Linked DNA regions of Mus musculus: all the other regions are linked to region 3. A link is a loop called in an ENCODE intact Hi-C map of the cell type or tissue named here. Cell type or tissue: heart. All regions are shown on one strand. Links, peaks and the distances in the headings refer to the core of each region. The heading gives the core; the rest is flanking DNA. Region 1 has its middle 17 kb from the start of Gm11728. Region 2 has its middle 46 kb from the start of Gm11728. Region 3 has its middle 31 kb from the start of Mfsd11. Region 4 overlaps Septin9 (septin 9).

Region 1 (5,968 bases), core at 382-5,381, 170 kb after region 3:
TGGGATTTGAACTCGGGACCTTCTATAGAGCAGTTGGCGCCCTTAACCACTGAGCCATCTTGCCAGCCCAAAGGTCTCCAATCTTTATAACACCCTACACTCCCTTTGCCATAAGCAACATTCAAGAGTCCCCCAAAGCCCCTAAGCTTGTTTTCCTTTGGTTTGAGATAGTATCTCATGGGTCCCCTGAGTCTACTCTGAGCTTAGGAGCCCTCTGCTTTGGCCTCACAAGTGCTAGGGTGATAGGTGTCCCTGTACCTAGCTGCCACCCTCGCTCAGGTTTGTTTGTTTGTTTATGTATATGATGCTTGCCTGCACATGTGTGTGTGCATTGCATGCCTGACAACCTCAGAGCCAGATGTTTCTGTTGGATCAACAGTCAAAGGAAGAAACCCTGGGGCTGTCTCCAGATGGCAGTCAAGGCATCGCCACTGTCCCCTCTGACAGGAGTATGACCCAGTGCCCATCACATATTTGTTGACACACACACAAGGAAGACAGCAGGGAGCTCATCCAACATGTGCTATTCAGAGCGTAGCCCACCACCACTTCCAGACCTCTGGAGGTCAAGCCAGCTCCGTGTGACCCAAGGCCCTCGCCACAGGAGAGGAGCTACCCAGGGTGACCCAAGGCTCTGAATAAGCAAAGTACTTCCAGCAGACAAGCAATCCAAGAGCCACACAGAAGGAATCAGCTCTCTGAGTCCCAGACTGCAGACCCTGTAGCTAACTTAATGCAAGTCCCCAGATTGGGGTAGGGACATCTGTAGGAGGAGGTATGCTGTCAGTCACAGTGACAACTCGTCTTCTGGGAGTTTATAGAGCAGTCACCATTGTTGGTCTGGTGGGAACTTAGAGCACGGCGCCTTCCAAAGTTACAGGCTGCTGTGAGCTGCTGGGTGCTGGAATTGAACTCCAGTCCTCTGCAAGAGCAGCATACTGTCCCCCTGCAGGGCCACCTCTCCAGACCCTCATGTCACCATCTCTTGTTGTCACACTGAGATTCTGGACATTTTCTGAGCATCTTTCTAATCCTCAGTGGCCTCAGGACCTGCTCTGAGCCCTGACCCCGGGCCTAACTTATAATACTCCCATACTCCATTTTAGTTTCTGAATCTCAGTTTCTCTTCCTTTTGCTTCCTGTCTCAGGGGTTGCCGTGAGACCGGAACTGCACACAGGTGCATGAGAGTGTCTGCCCCTCACACGCACTTGATAGCTCTGCCATATTGCTCAGTTAAGGATTTGTCGTCAAAGGCTTCTCTAACCATCCCCTTCGGCTTTGTCTCATTGTCGGCTCCCAAAGCCCCCAAAGTGTCTCACTTTTTTTTGTTGTTGTTGTTTTTTTTTTTGTTTTGTTTTGTTTTTTTCGAGACAGGGTTTCTCTGTATAGCTCTGGCTATCCTGGAACTCACTTTGTAGACCAGGCTGGCCTCGAACTCAGAAATCCGCCTGCCTCTGCCTCCCGAGTGCTGGGATTAAAGGCGTGCACCACCACACCCGGCGAGTCTCACTTTTTTAAAAAAAGATTTATTTATTATTTATTCTATACATAAGTACACTGTAGCTGTCTTCAGAAACACCAGAAGAGGGTGTCAGATCTCATTATGGGTGATTGTGAGCCACCATGTGGTTGCTGGGATTTGAACTCAGGACCTTCGGAAAAGCAGTCAGTTCTCTTACCCCCTGAGCCATCTCCCCAGCGATGGAGTTGATCTTGTCTCAAGGAAGGCTTGTGAGTCTATAGTAATTGAGGATTCTCCCAATGTAACAAAATCTAGGTTAACAAGTCTGGAGGGTTCCTGAGTAAAGGATACTGTATCGGAGACCAGGCAGACTGACTTACTGCACCCCCATCCAGCCACACCACACTCCTGCAACTCTCCCGTCCCCACCCCTCACACACACACAGAAGAGACATAAACAAGAAAAAGGGAGAAAGCAAGAAAGGACTCACCGACTTCCACCCTATGGAACAAGCACACCTCCCAGAGCCCCAGAGGTCCCATGGTGACCTGCTGCTGTCATCCCTCCTCCTGCCACCCCTCCCCCCTCCCCCACCCTGACTCAATGTCCAGTGCCCCTAGCTAGGTAACCACTCCCCACCTCCCTCTCTTGTAAAATGCTTGGGGCTCTGGAAAGCTGCCTTATCAAAATGGTGAGTTGTAATAGTGAGCTTTAACTGTCAGCTTGACACCAGGCTGCCTGTGAGCATGCAGGGGTGTGTGTGTCTTAATTAAGTTAACAGATGTAGGAGACCCAGCCCACTGTGAGCAGCATCATTCCCTAGGCAAGGGTCCCAAACTGTATAAAAGTGGAGAAATCAGGCTGAGCACAAGCAAGCAAGTGTGCAGATGTGTGTTTGTTTCTCTCTGCTCTTATCTGAGGATATGCTGTGACCAACTGAAGCTCCTGCCTCCTTGACTTCCATTGAAGGGTACACTGTAACCTGGAATCACAAGCTAATACAGCCCCCTTTCTCTCCTAAATTTTAGCCCAGCAACAGAAATGAAATTTGAATGTAGATGAACCCTTGTCCCTTCAAGAAACTCTCTTCCCCTTTTTTGTGCACCGGGACTTGAACTTGGAGGGTTTCATACTCTGAGCTGTCCTCTCTCTATCGGCCAGAGCCGGTTACGATACACTAAGATTTCCTATCTCCAGTCAAGCTCCCAGCCATCCTGACTGCATAGACTCTGTGGTCCCTCTGTCTAGGTCCCTGAGAGCGTACTAACCTTAGCATCCTAGTCTTCCTCCCCCAAAGATGACACCACCATCACCCCTGGGGTTTTCTGGGTCTTCCTCCAACCATAATGGTACTCACTGCCCTTTCAAAACTAGGACCGCTTTAACTTCGGTCTTTACTGCCATCTAGTGGCTGTAAGGTTCCCTGCAGGGAGGAGGATTTAGAACAGAGGTTCCTGGGACAAAGCCGCCTCTACTAGGATTCAAGGCACAGAAATCAGTGTGCAAGCCTAACAGTGCAACTGGCTCGGCCTTCACAGCCCAGGCCCTCTGGGCAGGGCGCCGGGGGCTCTGTCTCCTCGCTGAGCCCGCTTTAACCCACTCCGCACTCATGCCCACAGTGCCAAGTCTAGAGTGGCTTTAGTATTGAACACACCCCAGGAAAGGACATAACCTCTCTGTTCCCAGTGTGTTGGGGGGGGGGGTGAATTTGGGAGGCAGGGAGCTAATCAGACAGTTCATGCAGCCGTTCAGTCAGAAATATTAATCAAAAACCCGGGGAAATGGCTTAGTCCATAAAATACTCGCTACCCAAACTTGGCGACCTGAGTTTGATTCCAGCACCCCTGCACAAAGCCAGACCTGCCTGGTCTCCATGAATGCAAAGGCCTGGCTTGTGTGAGTTTGTCTCCTGGTGCTCGCTGTCTTACCAGAAGGTAGTAACAGAACAGCTTAGAGCAGCAGAATGTATTGTCTCATCGTTCTGGGGACCAGAAGTCCAAATTCCAAGTGCCAGCAGGGTGGCGCCATCTGGAGGCTGTGATGGGCGTTCTGAGCTTCCAGTGCAGGTTGTCTCCTTGTAGAAGCGTTAGTCCCATCTGTTACCTCTTGTACATCCCCAAGTGTCTGCTTCTTCTCTAAGGATACTGTGACATCTGATTGGGCCCCACCCACTCCAACATGACCTCCTGTCCTGGCTAGTTTTATGTCAGCTTGACACAAGCTAGAGTCATCTGAGAGGAGGGGACCTTAATTGAGAAAATGCCCCCATAAGATCCAGCTGTAAGGCATTTTATTAATTAGTGATTGATGGGGGAAGTTCCAGCCCAGTGTGGGTGTTGCCATCCCTGAGCTGGTGGCCCTGGGTTCTATAAGAAAGCAAGCTGAGAAAGCCACCATGAACAAGCCAGTAAGCAGCTCCCTCCATGGCCTCTGCATCAGCTCCTGCCTCCAGGTTCCTGCCCTCTCTGAGTTCCTGTCCTGGCTTCCTTCAGTGATGAATAATAATGTGGATGTATAAGCCAACATAACCCCTTCTTCCCCAAGTTGCTTTGATCATGGTGTTTTATCACAGCAGTAGAAACCCTGAGACCCTCCCCTTAGCTTGACTCCACCTGCAAATGACTCCATCTTCTCCAAATAAGGTCCCACTCTCAGGAATCAGGGGTTAGAACCGGACATATCTTGTTTATGTTTTTTTTAACACTTATTTAGTGGGATGTGTGCATGCGTGTGTGTGTCTGTGTGTGTGTGTGTGTGTGTAGGATACCTTGCAGGAGTTGGTTCTCTCCGTCCACTGATGTACCTATGATGTAGAACCGCCTCATCTACACCAGCGATGCACCTTTTGAGAAAGTGGTTCCCCCGGCACCAGCCCTCAAAGTGAAAGCTCTCATCTCCTGCAGTGTTCTCCAGCCCTGACCTGTGCCCCACGTGGGTTTCCTCAGCCTTAGTCACAGCCAAGCATATCTGCTTTGGGACTTCCACATAAGGTTGGTCTGCTCCTACCTTTGAAGGATGTGTGCCTTTAATCACCACACGGAGCTCCTTAATTACCCACCCCAGAAAGACAGTGACGTCCCTGATACATGCAGGACACATCCCAGGGCCAGTCCCCAGACACCTGACATCTCTGCTGGACTCATGGCTCCCCCATGGGGATCTCTGGTGGACTCATGCTTCAGTTTGTTGTGGGGACCTTAGAAGAGGGGTAGACATTGTTTACAGTTCCCCAAGGAAAGAATTCTCACAGGAGAGCTGAGGGCTCCGTAGAGGATTGTAACTATCTCTACCACCTCATCCTTGCTGAGCTAAGCAGGGGAAACTGAGGCAGCCTCCTCCTCCCTCCAGCCCACCAGCTCTTTAGTGGCTGTTTCAGTGTCCTATGGCTATCATAGCTAAGTCTCACAATTGAGATTAAACAATGGATACTGATTTTTCTCAGGATTCTGGAGGCCAGAAGTCCAAAGCTGGGGTCTGGGCAGGGCCTAGTTCTTTTTGAGTCCACTTTCCTTGGCTTGCAGGTAGCTGTCTTCTCCTTGTGTCTCTTCAGATCGTTTTCCCTGTGTGCCTGCGTCTGCACTTCCTCTCTTTCGTGCGCATGTGTAGTCATCTGTGTGCCTCTCTCACTAGTCTGGACTCTCCAAGTTGGGCTAGGCTGCCTGGCAGCAAGCCTGGAGGTCCACGTCCCCCTCCCGTCAGGATTAGAAGTGTGCAGGGCCGCTATCTTTTTTACACAGCTGCCATCTTTTTTACACAGGTTCTGGGGACTGAACTCAGGCCAGCATTTTCCTGACTGAGCCACCCTCCCCAGACCTACGGCCTTCCTGCTAAGAACACCAGTCATGGGATGAGACCCTAAGACATCTTCAGTTGATCACCTCTGTAGAGACTCCGCCCCCAGGGCTGAAGAGGTGATTAAGAGCATGCAGGAGATCTGAGGTCAGTTCCAGCTCATGAGCCCTATACTACAGCTCTAGGGATACCCAGTCCACACACCCACGACGAGTACACACATAATAAAAAAATAAAATAAATCTTATTTTATGCCGGGCGTGGTGGTGCACGCCTTTAATCCCAGCACTCGGGAGGCAGAGGCAGCCGGATTCCTGAGTTCGAGGCCAGCCTGGTCTACAAAGTGAATTCCAGGACAGCCATGGCTACACAGAGAAACCCTGCTTCGAAACCAAAAAAAAAAAAAAAAAAAAAAAATTATTTTATAGCCCCTGTTTCTAAATGAGGTCACACACAGTTCAGGGTCCTAGCAGTCAGGACTCCAACCTATGCATGTTGAGTAGGAGCGGACACATTAGCTTATACCGTTAGTGACATCTTTTCCCTAAAGCCAGAAGGTGCTGTTGGAGCTGCCTCCCTCTGTCACTGCACAAGGCTCTCTGGAACCACCGAACTGGGAGAACGATGCACCCTAGCAGCCAAGTGGCTTGGAAAACGCATTTAGGCTCAAACAAAAGGCACCAATTGAACAAAGCCAGCAAGACACAGCACT
Region 2 (5,968 bases), core at 612-5,611, 110 kb after region 3:
TACAGAAAGGGCTTGGAGTTGTACCAAATCACGCAGCCAGGTATGGCAGGGCCTGATTTGAAGCCTGGGGTGTCCGGTATGTTGACCTTGCCCTGCTGCTGTGAAGATGTGTGACCTCTGACATCTCCCCTTAGCCGGGCTCAGGCCTACACTGTAAATTAGGCACATTAAGTACGGGTGAGAAAAAAAAGGGCAGGACAGAGCTGGTATGATGTCACTCTTCCGAAGGAGCGCTGTTAGGACAGAGTCACATGACCTCAGACAGACAGTTGAGGTCGGGCCAAGAGGTAGGAGGAAGTAAAAATGGCTGCCATCTATTATGGACATCCTGAAGGGAGAGGCAGACTTTTTAGTTCCAGAAAGTAAAGAGAGTTTTGACTTTTTTTTTCAGGAAGATGGGCAAACTTCATAGTATTGTCAACTTGATGGGGGACAGAGCCATCTGAGAAAAGAACCTTAATTGAGAAAATGTCTTCATAAGTTTGGCCCGTGGGCAAGTCTATAGAACATTTTCTTGGATGATTGAACTGTTATGGGGGCCCAGCCCACAGTGGGCAGTGTCACCTCTAGGCACATAGTCCCGTATTAGAAAACAAACTGAGCCAGCCATGGGGGAGCAAGTCAGTAAGCAGCAGTCCTCCATGGCCTCTGCATCAGCTCCTGCCTCCAGCTTCCTGCCTTGAGTTCTAACCCTGACTTACCTCAGTAAAGGACAGTGGCCTGTAAACAAGAATAAACCGGATTCTCCCCAAGTTGCTTTGGTCACTGGCGTTTATTACAGCAACAGGGAGTGACCTAGCTTGGCCCAGCCTACAGAGGCAGACGCTAGAGGGGACCGTAAGTTTATCCTGTGGCTGCTAAGGGTTGGGGCTGCAGAGCCATAGTGCGACTTCATCTCTCCTCTGTGGGGAGTTGGAAGCGGCCTGGTCTGATATCTGGGAGAGAGAAGCGCTGACCTTAACAAGAGACCCCATAAGTTCAAGGAGCTGTTGCAAGCTCACACTTAATTAGCGGCTGTTTGGGCAACAGGATGGCTGTGTAGGGAGGTAGTGGCCGGGTGGGCATCAAAGCTAGAGGGAAGTGCTAAAAGAAACCTGACTTGTGGTGTGCACATAGAAGTCAAAAGGCAACTTTTCAGAGTCAGTTCTCTCCTACCACTGGGGTCCTGGGATGGAAGCTAAGCTGTCTTATCTGGCTTTGTTCTCTCTTCCCTCCTGTCTTTCCCTCCCTTCCTCTCTTCCCTTCTTTCTTCCCCTCCTTTCCTCCCTCCTCCCCTTTCTCCTTCCCTCCCCTCCCTCCTCCTCTTCCTCCCTCTCTCCTCCCCTCCCTCCTTCCCTCCATCTCTCCCTCCCGCCCTTCCATTTTTCATTTTCTTTCATTTACTAGGTGTTAGGGTTTAACTGCAGAAGGAATACCTTGGCAGATTGAGGCCAAAGAACATGACAAAGTCACGCCATGCAAGAGACCTCACGTGAGAGGTTTTTTTTTGGGGGGTGGGGGTGGGTAATACAGAGGCTGCATCTGAGCAAGAGTGGAGAGAAAAAGAGAGACAGAGAAAATGAGAGGCAGATAAGGGGGGGGGGGGCGCATTTAGTGGTGGCGGCTGCTGTGGCCATTGGTGCTGGGTCACTGAAGGTACGCTGCATGGTCCTTGGTTTACCAACAGAGTCCTATATATCCGATCTGGTCTTGAACTCACTCTGTAGCTAAAGAAGACCTTGAACTCCTGATTCTCCTGGCTTCTTCTCCCAAGTGTTGAGATTACAGGCGGGTGCTCTCAGGCCAGGGGTATTCAGCGCGACGGATGGACCAGCAACATCCACAGGCCACACTGAGTACTAGGTGTGGAACAGGGAGGCACCAGCCCTATAAGGGCGATGCTTCTACTATTCCCTACCACACAGGGGAGACTGAGATATCCTGAGGCTTCCCGAGAACCTCTTCCTCTTGCTTATTTGGATCTAGTTCTACAGGCCCATGCGCCTTTACCAGGCCCAGCTAGCTGGGTGCTTCCTTAAATCCAGAGGTGGGTATGGCCCTGGGTGGCGGCGTCGCTCCCGCTGCCTCCACCCTCCCTTGACTTATGAAGGAAATGGTGATGGGCACAGATGGGCTTGCAAGCCCGATGGGGCACTGGAGTGGAAATCAGCTCAGAACCGGTAGGAACCGAATGCCAACTCTCCAGGCTTTCAGCAGGGTTCTGTGTGGGGTGGGGGAACCAGGGCTGAGGTGCCCACCCGGCCTCATCTGCTTCCCCGGTACCCGTTAGGCTAATTGAAATGTGCGGAGTGGCTTCCGGGGCTGAGAGCCGACCGACCGACCGCGGTGTCGATGAGGTGTTAGCCTGAGCTGCGGAGCAGCCGCCTCATTTGCAAGGGAAATGATTTGAAGGCTTCATTTGCAATCTCTGGGCCGGAGGTTTTGATTAGCTTTGGAGGAAAAGGTCTCTCTGTTTTATGCATGAGGCTTGGAGCCTGGGGACCCCCTTCCAAACACACCCAACCCTTGCCAGCTCCTTCTCTCAGGTGCGATGGTGGAGAGGGTTCTAGGTGAGGGTCCCCCGAGGGCGGGATTGATCACAAAGCTCAAGATCACCCCTTGTGGTGAGAATGGGAAATGCTTTCTTGTAGTGGAGGGGATGGAACCCAGGGTCTCAAGCCCGCTGGGCAAGCATTCTTCCACTGAGCTACCCGACCCGAGAACACTAATTTTTGCAAGGCTTCCCCGCCCCGCTCCCAGCCATACAGTGGTACCCCAAAACCCCTTCTGTAGATGGGGAGAAACGGAATAAGCTCATTAGCTAGACATCGCTAGCAGGGACCTTTTCTGGCTCCAGCCCCGGCCCAGGGTTCCGAGACCCCCTCCGTGCACACCCTGCATAGCACCTTCCCCATGGGCACTCTGACCCAAGCACTCAGGCTCCCCTTCCTCAGCGCAGACGTCAACCTGAAGGGAAACCCGGAGTTAAATGCCTCTGTGATGTCTATCTCTCTGCCTCCATTTTGGTGACAATCCCCCTTACAAACCAGACAGCACATCCTACCCCTCCTAACCTGGACTCCGGGAAGTTTGTTTCCATCGTCCCTCAAGCAGCATTTCCCAGGCAGCCAGTTCTGGGAGTGTGTCTGAGGCTGTGTGATTAACTCCCGCACCAAGCCCTCCTCCCTACTTCGAGCCCCTGTTGGAGGCCTGGATCCAGGCTGAGCCCCATCGGCTGGGCCCTTCAGAAGCCCTGGGACCAGGCTCAGGCCACAGCCAGCTTTGTGGCCGCTTTTCCCAGACTGTGGAAAAGGAGCAGTAACCAGGGTTCAACCATCCCCCCCATTCCCCCCCCCCCCCCCCCAGTTCCCGAGAGCCACCTGAAACAGTGGCCTTGGTAATACTGAGGCAGGAGGACTCTTGAGGTCAGAAATCAGGCCTCTGGGTTTTCCTCTAGTGGCACCGGGGCTGTGGTGTTGGTGGGAGCCCTGCCTGGAGCTGCTCAAGGAACATCTGCCACAAAAAGCTTTCAGACCTGAGGTTATAATCTAGCTCTGCCACTTGGCAGCTGGACAGTCTCAGGAAAGTCTCTCCAGCTCTGAGACTCAGAACAGAGGAAAGAATGCCTTCGGGAGTGGGGTGGCGGCGGCTGTGGCTCTTGTCCATGGCTTTAGTGATGCTCCCGTGCATAGTCACATCACTGGATACTTGGCTCAAGTGAGGGAATAGGATGGCTCTGCTATAGGTTTGGGCACCCAGAGAGGCCCCATCCATAAAGGTCCTCATGTGGCTTCCGTAGCTGGAGACAGAGCTCAGTTGGTGCACCCTCACCATAGCACGGTTCAATCCCCAGGACTGCAAGGAGGATGGGTGACTATGGACAGCTCAATTGGTAAAGCACTTGCCTGGCAACGGTAAGAACCCAGGGTTTGATCTCCTGAATCCATATTTTTAAAAAAAACACAACAAACAAACAAATAAAACTTTTTTCAGGACTGGGCAGGAGACAGGCAGATGCTTGGCTTGCTGGCTTGTCAGTTTAGCCTGATCCACAAGTCCCAGGCCAATGAGAGATCTTATCTTAAAGAAGGTGAATGGCTCCTGTGGATAACACCTGAGGTTGTCCTCTGGCGGAAAAAACACATGCGTGAGATCTCCACCTCTACCACGCACTCTCAGGAACTGGGCCCATACACACACAGTTCCCTAGTCACCCCTCAGGGAAGCCTGGAGTCTCCTGGAGGAAACCCGAGGGCCTGCAGGGACAACTTCAGCTGCCTGATACAGACTTCGGTGACATCTGAGAGCCTTGGCAATGGTGGCTCTGGAGGCCACAAGACACTGCTGAGTGGTCTGCATCTGGATTTCATGTCACCTAAAAAGGACTTAGAAACTGCCTGTTTTTGACTAGCTATGTGTCTTGGAGCAAGTTTCTTGATGTAAAATGGGTGTAAGAACACTGAGAAGCAAATGAAATCACACAAACGGCAGGCAGATCCTATCTTGGTATAAGCATCAAAAAATGCCCAGTCATGTCTGTGTCATGAAAGCCTCCGACAGAGCCTGCCGAGTTCACTTTATTCTTGGGATGACCCTTCCTTCGGAGGTCTATGCATATGGAGGCTGCTGGAGAGTTGGCTCAGTGGTTACAAGCACTGGATGCTATTGTAGAGGACCCAGGCTCAGTTCCTAGCGCCTACAAAAAGGCTCACAACCACCTGTGACTCCAGCGCCAGAGGGCCCAGAAGCCACTTCTGTCCTCTGTGGGCACCACAGTCACATACATACATTCAGGCAATGTTACACACAATTTTTGTTTTGGTTTGGTTTTTTGATGCAGGGTTGCTCTCAGAAGTTGATGCAACTTGAAATAAAGGGTTTCATGAGTTAGAGTTAAACGAGGCTCCAAAGGACACAAACAAGATCCGGCACCAGCGGGAACTGACAGAGATAGAGGCTGAGGCGGAGAGGGGTGGAGGGGAAGACAAGGGAGGTGAACTCTCAGGATTCCCCCTGTGAAGCCAATAGCTTTCAGCTCAAATTGAAAAAGGAAGAATACAGGGCATTATCTAGAATCTCCAGATAACCACTAGATAGACAAAAATCAGAAGTGGTTGAAAGGGAATCCCTCCAGGGGTGCAGGGGGGGTAAGTCAGGAGATGTGAGATGCGATGCGGTGGCTCTTCTCTAAGTGCTCCCTACAGAGTTATCTCTGCCAAGGCAGAGATGCAAAGCAAATGAGTGAAGACAAACACTGGTCATGGATCCTGCCACCCTCTGGCTGCCTCCTCAAAGGACCCCTGCTGTGGTAATGGCTGCACTTAAGCCTGCTTTTAAGGAAGGGAAAAGCAAGCTGCCCTTGGCCGAGTCAGCTGTCCTGGCCTGCAGTGTGAAGAGCTCTTGGGAAGGGAGAAGGAACCTTGCAGAACTTATAATCTTCTTCCTCTTCTTCCTCTTCCTCTCCTCCTCCTCTTCTTCAATTGGGGCTGGAAAGACAGCAGAGCACCTAAGAGTGCATACTGCTCTTTCAGAGGACCAGACTACAGTTCCTGTCACCCACCCTTGGCAGCTCACAGCTGCCAGCTCCAGGACATCCATGCCCTCTTCTCACACACACACACACACACACACACACACACACAAACACACTAAATGAAAACAATTATTATTTTCAATGGTCCTAAGGATAGAACCCAGACCTGTACACATGCTCGATGTGATGGTTAATTCTGAGTGTCAACTTGACTGGATCTAGAGCCAACCAAGAGGCAAGCCTCTGGACGCCCCTGTGAGGGGTTCTCTTGGTTAGGTCATTTGATGATCCACCCTAACTATGGACAGCACTTTCTAAAGAGGAAATACATATATGCACTTGTATATATGTATATACATTTTTTTAATCTCAAAAATAAAAATCAGATCTAAATGGGACTCACACACCACAGTTAGCATATTTTAAGTCTGTCTGTATGGGGTGGTGGTGCTTGTG
Region 3 (5,968 bases), core at 445-5,444:
TACTGTGCGTGCACACTGTCAGCACTGGGCCTGCTCTTGTGCAGTGTTGGTACTAGGTCTGTACCAGGCTCCGTGTGCACTTGAGCGGGTGTGTGCAGGCTTAAGAGCGTGCTTGTGGGTGGAGTTTGTTTGAGGTCATTTAGCCGGAAGGACATCCTTTGGCTCTGGCTAACCTTCTACTTAGTGGGCATTTGGCTCATTCCATTATCTTGTAAGATTAAGTGTTTTGTGTTTGTGGGCAGTTTAGTTTCTTTCATTAGTGAATTGATTGGCTAATTGTTCTTGTTTTGTCTTTTCTAAGTGTGTGTGTGTGTGTGTGTGTGTGCTCGCGCGTGCGCGCATGACAGAGAGAGAGAGAGCACACATGTGTACCAGTGTGTTTGTGTGTGTAGAGGTCAAAGGTTAATCCTGGGTGTCATATAAATGTCATCCACCTTGTTTTTAATAACCCCCTTTTCTGTCTCCGGACCACATTTTTTGGATACATTCACATACATACAAATGGATACATACAAATAAAACATTTATTTAATGTATTATTTATTTTGAAAAAAAAAACTTGGGCTGGTGAGATGGCTCAGTGGGTAAGAGCACCCGACTGCTCTCCCGAAGGTCAGGAGTTCAAATCCCAGCAACCACATGGTGGCTCACAACCATCTGTAACAAGATCTGATGCCCTCTTCTGGAGTGTCTGAAGACAGCTACAGTGTACTTACATATAATAAATAAATAAATCTTAAAAAAAAAAAAAAAGAAAAAAAAACTTTTTGAAATTCGATTTATTTGTTTGTGTTTTTTAAGACAGGCCTTCTCTCTGTAGCCTTGGCTGACTGGAACTCACTCTGTAGACCAGGCTGACCTTAAACTTACAGAGATCCTACCTGCCTCTGCCTCCCAAGTGCTGGGATTAAAGGTGTGCAGCGCCACCACCTAGGTTGAAATTTTATTTTTATTAAATACATTTAGTTTATGTGTATGAGTCTGTAGGTACACCAAGTGTGCTCACTGTCCGTATAGATCAGAAGAGGGCATTGGATCCCCTGGAATTGGAGTTAGAGATAGCTGTGAGCCACCATGCGGGTGCTGGGAACTGAACCCCAGGCCCTCTGCAAGCAACAAGTAATCTTATCTGCTGAGCCATCGCTCCCGCCCTCTCTGTTTCTTTCTTTCTTTCTTTCTTTCTTTCTTTCTTTCTTTCTTTCTTTCTTTCTTTCTTTCTTTCTTTCTTTCTTTTAAATAGGGTCTTACTTTGTGCCTCTATCTAGCCTGAAACTTGCTCTGTAGACCAAGCTGGCCTTGAACGCCCCTGTGTGCTTAAAGGTATACACCACCACATTTGTTTATTTTGTTTTTGAGACAGGGTCTCAGGTAACCCAGGCTGGCCTTGAATTCTTTTTTTTTTTTTTAAGATTTATTTATTTATTATATGTAAGTACACTGTAGCTGTCTTCAGACACACCAGAAGAGGGCATCAGATCTCATTACGGATGGTTGTGAGCCACCATGTGGTTGCTGGGATTTGAACTTGTGACCTTCAGAAGAGCAGTCGGTGCTCTTAACCCCTGAGCCATCTCTCCAGCCCCTGGCCTTGAATTCTTTTTGTACTCTTGGAGGACACTGAGCTTCCGATCCTCCTGCCTCTACCTCCCAAGCGCTGAAACTCTAGGCTTGTTCCTCTATGCCTGCTTTTGCACAGTGCTGGGGATAAACCCAACTGCCTACACAGCCCCAGCCCAGCCCCAGCCCAGTGCCTCCCCACCACCACCACATCCCGCCCCAGGCTTAGCCCTCCTAGTATCTTTATGAAAGGGAGAAAGTGGGTCAGAATCAGAGAAAAATTGACATCAGTTGCAAAGATCAGAGAGGGGTAGAAAAGACAAAGCCGCGCCTGAGGAATGAAGGAGGGAAACTTCTGGCTTTGAAGATGAACGAATAAATGCAGGAAGCCTCTAGAAGTCAAGAAAGCAGAGCCTCTCGATCCTCTGGATAGCACAGCCATCTCTCCGGCAACATGTATTTTATTTAATGAGTGATCTGTCTTTATATATACCAGAAAAAGCAATCAGATCCCATTATAGATGTGAGCCACGATGCAGTTGCAGGGAATTGAACTCAGGACCTCTGGAAGAGCAGTCAAGTGCTCTTAACTGCTGAGCCATCTCTCCAGCCCATATTTAGATTTGTTCATTTTTATTTCATGTGTGCTTTGTTTCTGTGCACCACATGCATACCTGGTGCCTGTAGAGAACAGAAGAGCTCATCAAATACCGCAGAACGATCCCAGACGATTCCGAGTGACCGTGTGGTGTTGGGGCTCAAACCCTGGTTCTCTGGAAGAGCAGTCCTCTCATCTGCTGAGCCATCTCTCCAGCCCATAAACAAAAACGTAAAAGAAAGAAAAGACCTGTTCCGGTCAGACCAGAATTATGATGGCTAGGATGCCCCGTCTTGTATCTTGAAATGCAGTGGACATGCCTGCTCTATAAGGTCTCCATACACTTTAAGACCCTTTTTTTTTCTTCTGCAAGTCGATGGGTCTAGATACCCAAGATAGTCTCGAACCTGGGCTGTAGAGTGCTTGCCTAGTATGCTCAGACCCCCGGTTTCCATTCCCCAGTGCTATTAAAACAAAAACAAAAAACAAAAAATTGGGCTTTGTGGCACATGATTGTAGTCCTGCACTCAGGAGTCAGAGGCAGGACGATCAGGAGTCGAAGGTCAGCCTTGGCTATGTTTTTGAGGCCAGCCTGGGCTATAGACTCCAAATCAAATCAAATTTATTCCAGATGATTCGGGGGAAAGACTCAGCCACAGCTGTCCAGCTCTTGAATCCTCTCATAGAGTGCAGAAATCAGTTCTTGGTACGGAGGCTGGGTGCATATCCTACGATGCCCAGCAGAGGGCAACCGACTCTTGCGATCTGTTTTTACAGCTTTGGATCTAGGCCGAGACTGAACTCGTGATCTGGGATGCAAGAGGTGTGGAGCCGGCATAGTAAATAGCTCGGTTTAAGGGACGTCTCTGCTGTGTTTCAGTCTCCCACGCTTAGGTCTCCGAGGTGTCACTGTCCTATGTGTTCTGTTGTCCCGACGTGAATCTCTAAGTTTATAGGTAGACTTTCCGAAAGAAGAGCCAGTGAAATGGTTCAGCGGAGACTGTCCTGACACCTTCCCTTTGTGTGTGTGTGTTGTGAGGAAGGGCAGGGGGTGCGGGGCAGGGCGCGGGGGTGCTGGGGGATCCCTGGCATCCTCTGGCTCTGCGCAGACCCAGTTGAAAAGAAACTTAGGTTCCTTCACCCTGAACTCCCTCTGCGTGTACAGGGATCCTACTGCTCTCCGCCTCTCCGGGGGTGGGGGTTGGGGGGACGGAGGGGGCGAGGTGAGGAGGGAGGGAAGGGGAGGGGAGGGAGGTGACTGATCCTCTGAAAGGGAATCCGGAAGCCCTTGGCTGGCTTCAGCAGGTTGCTAAGGAACAGGAGGCCTCAGGGGTGCTCTGCAGGTGAGTTGGATCCCTTGCCAGCTGTCTGCTTCGCAGTTTCTGTTCCCCCTTGAGCACCGGGGTGGGGGTGGGGGGAAAAGGGGGGTGCAGCTGGTTACCCAGATCTACCACCTACTTCTGTAACAAACTCAGCACCTGTCTCAGGCTGACAAGGGCCCAGATGGGACAATGGGTTTACTGCAGCTCCGGTCTTCCCAAGTCTAAGGGTTTTTTTTCTCATGAGTGGCTGTCTCTCCCATCTCTGTGTGGGCTGGGCTTTAGTTTTATGTAGGTAGTGGTTAAACCAGGGCCTTATGCATGCTAAACAAACACTCTGTCGCTAAGCCACACCCACAGTCTAAAGGCAGGTGGATGTTGTTGTTGTTGTTTTTGGGCATGTTGGCACACAACTTCACTTCCAGTACTTGGGAGATAGGATGACAGATCTGTGAGTTCAAGGTTGGCCTGGTCTGCATAGCCAATGTTAAGCCATCCAGGAATGCATAGTGAGACCCTTCCTCAAAACAGAAGTTATTCTTTGAGAGTTTCATTGGTGTGTATAGTGTTATTTTGGTCACCCTCTCATCTGTCTCCCACTCCCTGAACCACATCTTCCAAAGAAAAATCCCCTTGGCTTCGTGGGGGGGGGGGGAGGGGAGGGGAGAGGGAGGCAGAGAGAAAGAGAGAGACAGAGACAGAGAGACAGAGAGACACTCAGGAGCCAGGGTTTCAGCCCTCGTCCAGAAGCAAAGTAGACACTCGCTCAGAACTGCAAACACAATGATACTCTCCTTGTCACTGTGGTTGAAATGGGGACAGATAAACTCTGGTTCAAGTTACCACCTGTCGCTCCTCAGGTGTCATTGTGGATGAGAGTTCTTAACTGTCACTTTCATCAAGCTAGAACCTGGGAGAAATGGCTGGGTGACCGAGTCCTTGTGTCCCACACTGCAGGGAGCTCAGACCACCACGGGGCACCAAAGAGATGGGCACAGAGGAAACTGTGCCCAGTGAGTGGACACTGAGAGGGTCCCATTGCCCAGTGCCCACCCAGTTGGAAGTACTGTCTATTCTGGGCCCCAGGAGAGTAATGGGGAGAGCTAGGGTCAAGGCAGGAACAGTGGGAGGGGAGGGGGTGTCATCTGGTCCAAACCTCTGCATCTGCACGCCCCCTGCCCCTCATCCCCCATCCTTAGATCTGCAGAGTCCAACCAAAGAACAGGATGGAGTTTTCTGGTTCATCTCCTGCTTCTGCAGGTGCAAGCTCTTGCTGGGGATATAGATGGAGCTCTGAGGTGGGGAAAGAGGGTGGGGCCTTGCTTCTCTGAGGTGTGGGCCTCGGTGTCAGAATGAGGCAAAAGGGGGAGGGAGGAGGGCTTAGGAGGCTCATTCAGGGCCTTCCTGGGATGGGTGCATTTCTGGTTTCATGACCTCAATTCCCCCTCCCCCCAGTGACATCCAGGGTAAAGAAAAGCGACTTTACATACAAGGGGCGATACGTGGAGGTTCAGGCTTCTCTGAGGGGATGCAGGACTGCTGCCAAGGCCAGGTCCGAACCTCTGTGTTGTTCATACTGCTTGGATCTAGTGGATTCTTACTGTTCATTGGCATCAGTTTTATAGATGTGAAGAAAATACTCAGTTTTCAAGATTTGAACTGCAAGTGTCACAGCGACACTCAACTCACCCTTTTCTCATTCTCACCTGACTCAGCCTCTCCTCCTCCTGCCTCCACAGGATTTTCCGTCCCCTCCGCAGGCTCCCTGTACCCTGAGCGGTCAGTACACGTGGGCCTGCCTCACAGTCCTGGGTTCACCAGCCTCTGGCTTGGCACAGCTTCAAGGTCTTCTGCATGTGTGCCTCTCGCTGCAGGATGAGCCAGAGACCCCTCTCCTGCCATTTGTCATCAGCCATGGGTGGAAGAGTCAGGCAGGCTTGGTCAGACTTTTTGTTTGATTGTTTGTTTTTCTGAGACAGGGTTTCTCTGTGTACCTTGGCTGTCCTGGAACTCACTCTGTAGACCAGGCTGACCTCGAACTCAGAAATTCTCCTGCCTCTGCCTCCCAAGTGCAGGGATTAAAGGTGTGTGCCACCACGCCCAACGTGGTCAGACTTTTATGTGTGCAAAATAACCTTTCTGCAAATGACATCTCATCACAGGTTCTGCAATGTGAGCATGGGTTTTTTATGGGAGGGGTTTCTTATTGATATAGTACAGGGGAAAGCAGGTATGTACTGGGGTGCAGCTTGAGTTTCTTAGCTGTATCCACTTCTGGGCCCCTTTGTACTGTGTGTGTGTGTGTGTGTGTGTGTGTGTGTGTCTGTGTCTGTGTGTCTGTTTATCTGTCTGTGTCTCTCTGTAGGGGTGTGTGTGTTTGTATGTATGTATGTATGTATGTATGTGTGTCTCTCTGTAGGTGTGTGTGTGTCTGTTTGTATGTGTCTCTTTGTAGGGGTGTGTGTGTGTGTGTGTATCTGTCTGTCTGTGACTC
Region 4 (5,923 bases), core at 924-5,923, 470 kb after region 3:
TGCACCTCATGTACACCAGGGTCCCTGAATTTAATGACTTTGCCAGACTTTTGTTACTTTGTCCCACGCACTGAGGGCTGGGGCTCTGAACTTTCCTGGGGTCCAGCACCCCAGGTGGGATGGGTCCAGGGATTTTCTTGGCTCTTCTCTCTACTCTTCCACCCTCTTTGGAACGGAGGATGGGGAAGGGCAGAGCTGCCTGGAAGATGAAAACCCACTTTGTTCCTTGTGACCAGTGTGGTCAAAAGGCCCCACAGAGAAGCAGAGAGTTGAGGCTTTGATTTGGGGGAAATCCCAGTTCTCTAGGGCCCCAGTCTTGCACCCTTCATAGGTGCAGGCTAGACCTCTGTCCTAAGGTCTAGGCAAAACAGGATGGAGCCCAGGATGACCTGGTACTCAAGTCCTCCTGCTTGGCCTCCGGAGCACTGGGATCATAGGTGCCACACCCCAGCTGCTGGAACTCTCCGAGGAGCAGTTTACTCTAAGGCTCTGGTCTGGTTGGTGCTTCCTGGCTCTGGGCATAGAGGCCTCCAGCCAGGACCACCCTCCCCATAGTGGATTACCATTTAACCCTTTCAGTTCCCCAGGTCCCTCCCGCTCATCCTTGTCCAGTGCCAACTCAACCTTCCTTTAACACAGTTCCTCATGCTGTGGTGACCTCCAACCATAAAATTATTCTCGTTGCTACTTCATAACTGTAAGTTTGCAACTGTTACAAATCGTGAACATCTGACACTAGCAGGATGCCTGGGGTTGTAAGTTTGCAACTGTTACAAATCGTAAACATCTGACACGCAGGATGCTTGGGGTTGTGACCCGTAGGTGGAGAACCACTGAGTCACTGGGCTAGTAACCATTGGTCAGGTGCTTGCCTTGAATTAAATGAGTTCCACACTCTGCCCCCCAGAAACCAGGTTTGCTGTTTCTGTGCTGTTTCTGCGGGATCTATGATCTTAGTCTTTGAGATGTGGAGCCAGGAGGGTCAGGGACTCCTTCATTTTCACCCACCCTACAGTGAGCTCGGAGCCAGCCTGGGCTCCCGGAGACACTGTCTAAGAAGAAAGAGCAAGGGAGGGAAAGCAGAGTAAGAAAACAGAATGAATGGACAGCCAGGGCTCCATACTGGGAGGTGGTCTGGCATGCCACGTGAAGCCTTGCACTGGAGACCCTGGAGTTGGAATTGTTGCCTGGTCTTTCTGAGGTGACCGCTGAAGAGGGCCTGTCTTCCAGCCCCTCCCTTCCCCTACTGTGCCCTCCTGTGGGTCTGCCAGGTGGGGTGTCCTGGGGACAGTCTCTGGGTGGTTTTGGTGCCCGTGGCCTCCTGTAGCACTCCCCTCAATGTCAGGTGTTGACCCCAGAAGTGACTCTAGGGGCCTCTCTGAAGCTGTTCTCTCAATAGCTTGTCCTCAGCTTGGTTCCCCTCAGTCGTTCCTTCCCATCTTTGATGTCTTCCTCATCCTCTAAATCCTCTCCAGGAATATGCAAGGCAAGGTTTGGAGGAGTAAAGTTTGGGGTAAAAGCCCTGGGACTCTAGGAGAGGCATTGGATACTAACGTGTCTCTTCTGGCCCCTGATGGCCAACTTGGGTACTGCATGCACTCAATGAGAACTCATTTAGCCAGGTTAGATTACTGTTCCCAGCTAAGGATCCAGGCAGCCTCTGGGTACGCCCCCTGGTGGTCGTTCCCACATCCAGCATCCTTGTAAAGTGAACCTGGTGCAAGTTCCTATCAGGGACCCTGTGAGTTCATAACTTACTAAGTCCCATCCAATGGGGCCTACTCCTAATCCTTGGTACGCACCATCTGAAGTGTCTGTTCCATCCTTGGAAGGTGGCCAGAGTACTACCTGGAGGATGGAAAGCTACTTGGTTCCTCAAAAGCGTCACAAAGTCAGAATACATCCTTGGCTCATTTGGTCTTTTGTGCCCTTAAGGTCCAAGCCATGCTGATCTCCCGTTTAAATTTCTCTTACATTTATTTATTAACTTATTTACTTTATTGGAGGGAGAGGGCACGCACATGCCAAAACACGGATGTAGTAGTAAGACGACAGCTTGCAAGAGTTGGCTCTCACCTTCTACTGTGTGGTTCTGGGAATCAAACTGCAGTCATTGGGTTTGGCGGCAAATGCCCTTATCTACTGAGTCATTTGCTCATTTTATTGAGAAACTGGGTCAGAGAAGCCAACAGAACTCACCCCAGTCCAGAACACAAGGAATGAGGGGTTTATTTGGGCTCACGGTTCCAGGGTGCAGTCCATCATGCTGGGGTGTCATGGCGGCACGACAATAGACTGTTGATCGCTGTGTATCCGCAGTCAGGAAGCAGATAAATAAATGCTGGAATTCAGTTCACTTTCTTTTTTATTCAACTGGGAAAACTCGGCCCACAGGATAGTGCTGCCCACATTCCCTGTGGGTCTTCCCTCAGCTGAGCCTCTCATAGACACACTAGAGGCGAGTCTCCCTGTTGACTCCGAAACCATCGAGTGGCTGTCAATCATCCTGCCCAGTGGGCGGGGCTTTCTGGAAGCTGTTGGCTTTCCCGGGGAGGAGAGGAGGGGCTTCCTCCCCACTGATCATCTCTCCTTCTCTTTTCCTTAGTTGAGAATACCACTCACTGTGAATTTGCTTACCTGCGGGATCTCCTTATCAGGTGAGTCAGCTCTGAAGGCCCCTTGGGAGGACCGGCTCTGGGGGTTGGTGGTGGTAGATGGGCGGGAAAGGCCCCACCCTGGCCGCCTGATGTCAGCCCTGTTCTCGGGAACTGAGCTGAAAACAAGCTAACAGAAACCTGGGAATGGATGAAGAAATGAGGATTCTTTCTAACCTTTCGAAGTCACCAGGATGAGAGGGGCTCCATCCGGTCCCCAGTGGGCTAAACATGCTAGATTCAGCTATGGCTACTGTCCACACAGCACAGCCTGGACTATATGTCCCAAACAAAACTAACAAACTAAAAGAAAAAATTCATTTGTGTGATTAATATACATTAGTAGAAAAAGTCCTGCCAGGCAGGACTGTCTGAGGGCCTGGGGTGGGGATTCCAGGAATAAAGCCTTCCGGGCTCCTCACCTTTCCCACTCCCCTTCCCAAAGTAAAGAGGAGGGGAGGTCTGCAGTGTGGGCCATAGATAGAAGTTGCCTGGCAGGCTTTAAGGCTCTGGCTCCCACCTGCAAAAAGAAACTTTGTTTAAAAAGTCAGTTTAGGAATGTCAGGGTAGGCAGCGCTGGGGACTGTGGTCATCTGCTGCCTCCTGCTGGCCACAGCATGAATTTCTGTCTTGGAGCACGAATACCCAAGTCCTGCTCACTGGTGAAGAAGGCCTTGAGACCTTCCACAGCTTTGTGTTTTTAGTGCCCAGTTCTCCATCCTTGTGCAGGCCCCTGACTAGCCAATGTGAACACAGAGACGGGGGTACGGGTTAGAATGTGAGGCCACAGAAGGTCTAAAGTTACCAGAGAGCGAGTGAACGCCACCTGGTTTTGCTGGGTATGCACAGAGAGCCTGCAGGATGGCTCTAAGAGCCAGGAGGGGCAGGCGGTTGTCATCCCAGGCAGGCTAAGTGGTCACCCCCTCCCCCCCAATGCTGGCCATGTTCCCTGCAGGACGCACATGCAAAACATCAAAGACATCACCAGCAACATCCACTTCGAAGCCTACCGAGTGAAACGCCTCAACGAGGGCAACAGCGCCATGGCCAACGGGATCGAGAAGGAGCCGGAAGCCCAGGAGATGTAGATGCGTCCCGCCCCTGGACCCCACCCCCAGATCTTTTCATCATCCCTGGCCCACCCACCTACCCTGTCTTATTTTATATAATTATCTCCTTGTCACCTGCCTCCATCCATCTCTTCCCACACTTTGCCAGGTAACAAGAGAGGGTTTACCTCCCAAGTGTGCTCTTATTGGCTGCAGCAGCAGGGTGGGCGGGGCTAAGCCTGGGCTTGCCTCTGTGCTCTATTTCCACCCGGGCTCAGCCCCTGAGGGGTTAGAAGAGCTATGTGTCCGTCCCCCGCTCTGAGTTCTAAGCTGAAGCCTGTGGGGGCCAAGTCCTAGGGGGTGCAGAGGAGCCCGTTAGACCACAAGACCCCATGGCCGCAGCCTCAAGCAGGTTAGAGACTGCCCCAAAGGAGGATGGAGCTGGCCGGGTATTCCTGAAACCTCACCTGCCCCTCCGGGGGCGTTTCTTACAGCGCCCTCAGCTGCCTGCCCCTCAAGGGAACTAGAGGCGTCACAGCCAAAGTTGCCAATCACTTAGACAAAGTGACAACCGTGCCCCTCGAGCTTGTCCCAGAGCAGAAAGTGCCTTGATCTACAAGAGCCAGTCACCTCTTCCCAGATGTCCCTTTGGGTGAAAAGCAGGGACGTGCTGGAGAGAGGGAGGTATCTTTTCTCCCTCGCCCTTGGGTTCTCTCTCCCCTGTGCTGTAGATATCGCTACTACACTGGGCTTTAATTATAAAAGACGAAGCGTGAAAGATGCTCCCCGATGTTAGGAAGCCCCGCCCCCAATGTAAGGAAGGTCAAAGCAAGAAGATGAGTCGAAGCCATGAGGGAGGAAGCCGTGGAAGGGAGGCATAAGAGTGTGTGGGAGCTCTCCTGCCCAGGTGCCGCGGAAGGCATATCCGCGTGGTCCTCAGTTTGGGCCAAGATATTCTGGTTACATTGATGCTCCGCTGCCTCACCCTGTCCCACCCCACACACCCCAGGCTCAAGCCTTGATGATTCAGTGACTGTACTGGGTGGGAGCCAGAAACCTGACCATTTTGTTGTCTACATGAGCCTAGACTAGCCCTGTGCCCCAGAACCCATCAAAAATACCCCTAAAGAGGGAAAGATGAGGGGGTCAGAGATGGATAGCCAGGCTCACTCATCTTCTCTCAGAGGGAACATTAGGGACCATCCATGCACAGCTGACCAAAGCCGTGTCCTTCCTGCCTGCCTCCCATTCTCATTTGCCCCTGAGGAGAAAGTTTGGTGAGGTGCGTTAGGTTGGACCCGCTTGGGGAAGGTGCCTCTACAGACCCAGGGCTAGCTTTCTGCAGCCCAGAAGTGCAGTGGGAGGGGTGGGGTGCAGACAGATGGAGACGAACATTGTTTCCTGCTTTGGGCGTCTACTCCCTCATCCAAGCATGGAAGGGCCCCTCGTCATGCCCTGTGGCCGAACAGTTCGCTTGCCAGCTTGCCAAGTTCTTTTGCCAAAATCAGGACTTTGAAGGAAATCTCCAGCACGCTGGACCCAGGGCACTCCGGCCTTCACCAGCCCAAGTGACCCTGGGGATTTAGCAGCAACCCGGTCATCAGGATGACTTTGTGCCTCTGTAACCAGGTATTGAAACTGTTCGTCTCACCAGGCCGGTCCACGTGGCCCTCTGCTGGGGGCTTCCTGGTGGGGGGGCAGAAAAGTCTCTCTCTCTCTCTCTCTCTCTTTTTTTTTTTTTGTATAAATAACAAAGTGTTGAAATGTATTTCCTGAAATAAATGTTTCAAATACAAACTTTTTTTCTGGAGTTCTCTTTGGCAAGACCTGTCTGGTCCATTAAAGGTGGTGAGGGGAGCACGGGAGTAGAGGCTCCCAGTGGAAGGAAGCTATAGGACTGTGTGAGATCCAGAATTAGGAATCAGCAGCCCAGTGGTGAAAAGTTAGCCACACCCACTGCCTGTAATCCAGCTTGTGGGACATCTGACGCCCTCTTCTGGCCTCTGGTGGTACCTGCACACATGTGGCAGACACATATACACATAAATACAAATCTAAATTTTATTATGTGAGACCCTGGTAACTGGCCATTTATAATAATGTTATTCCAAGAGAACTAAACCATGTGTGGTCCCAGGAGGCTGGCTGAGCCAACCAGTTTTGTGTACAGGAATCAGGAAAGGGGAGGGTCCCTCTCTGTGTGCTTTAATGTCCCCAAGC

What was found. Peaks named below come from ENCODE experiments on the same cell type or tissue, not always from the same donor. Only the 100,000 strongest peaks of a DNase experiment are listed, where the experiment ranks them.
Region 1: a loop joins it to region 3, with 6 times the contacts of the local background. A loop is called at or near these places in 27 of 42 quality-filtered maps.
Region 2: it touches region 3 in a loop (2.5-fold over the local background); 2 of 42 quality-filtered maps call a loop at or near these places.
Region 4: a loop joins it to region 3, with 2.1 times the contacts of the local background. A loop is called at or near these places in 2 of 42 quality-filtered maps.

Annotation. Positions count from the first base shown.
Region 1 is chr11:117,054,201-117,060,168 of GRCm38, forward strand. No RefSeq gene overlaps it. Among named protein-coding and RNA genes, the nearest start is that of Gm11728, 17 kb to the left of the region's middle. In heart, for the core only: CTCF peaks have their summits at 2,877 (motif pointing left) and 3,504 (motif pointing left); a DNase peak (open chromatin) is centred at 2,874; H3K27ac peaks cover 620 bases.
Region 2 is chr11:116,991,911-116,997,878 of GRCm38, forward strand. No RefSeq gene overlaps it. Among named protein-coding and RNA genes, the nearest start is that of Gm11728, 46 kb to the right of the region's middle. In heart, for the core only: a CTCF peak has its summit at 2,605; no DNase peak of the experiment used is centred there; H3K4me3 peaks cover 590 bases; H3K27me3 peaks cover 5,000 bases.
Region 3 is chr11:116,882,512-116,888,479 of GRCm38, forward strand. No RefSeq gene overlaps it. Among named protein-coding and RNA genes, the nearest start is that of Mfsd11, 31 kb to the left of the region's middle. In heart, for the core only: a CTCF peak has its summit at 2,890 (motif pointing right); a DNase peak (open chromatin) is centred at 2,910; H3K4me3 peaks cover 908 bases; H3K27ac peaks cover 581 bases; H3K27me3 peaks cover 2,387 bases.
Region 4 is chr11:117,356,814-117,362,736 of GRCm38, forward strand. Septin9 (septin 9) reads left to right here. Exons shown (of 11, transcript NM_001113487.1): 10 at 2,606-2,657; 11 at 3,610-5,512. The coding sequence ends at 3,742. Among named protein-coding and RNA genes, the nearest start is that of Gm51932, 24 kb to the left of the region's middle. In heart, for the core only: CTCF peaks have their summits at 3,261 (motif pointing left) and 5,700 (motif pointing left); DNase peaks (open chromatin) are centred at 1,608, 2,572, 3,360 and 4,134.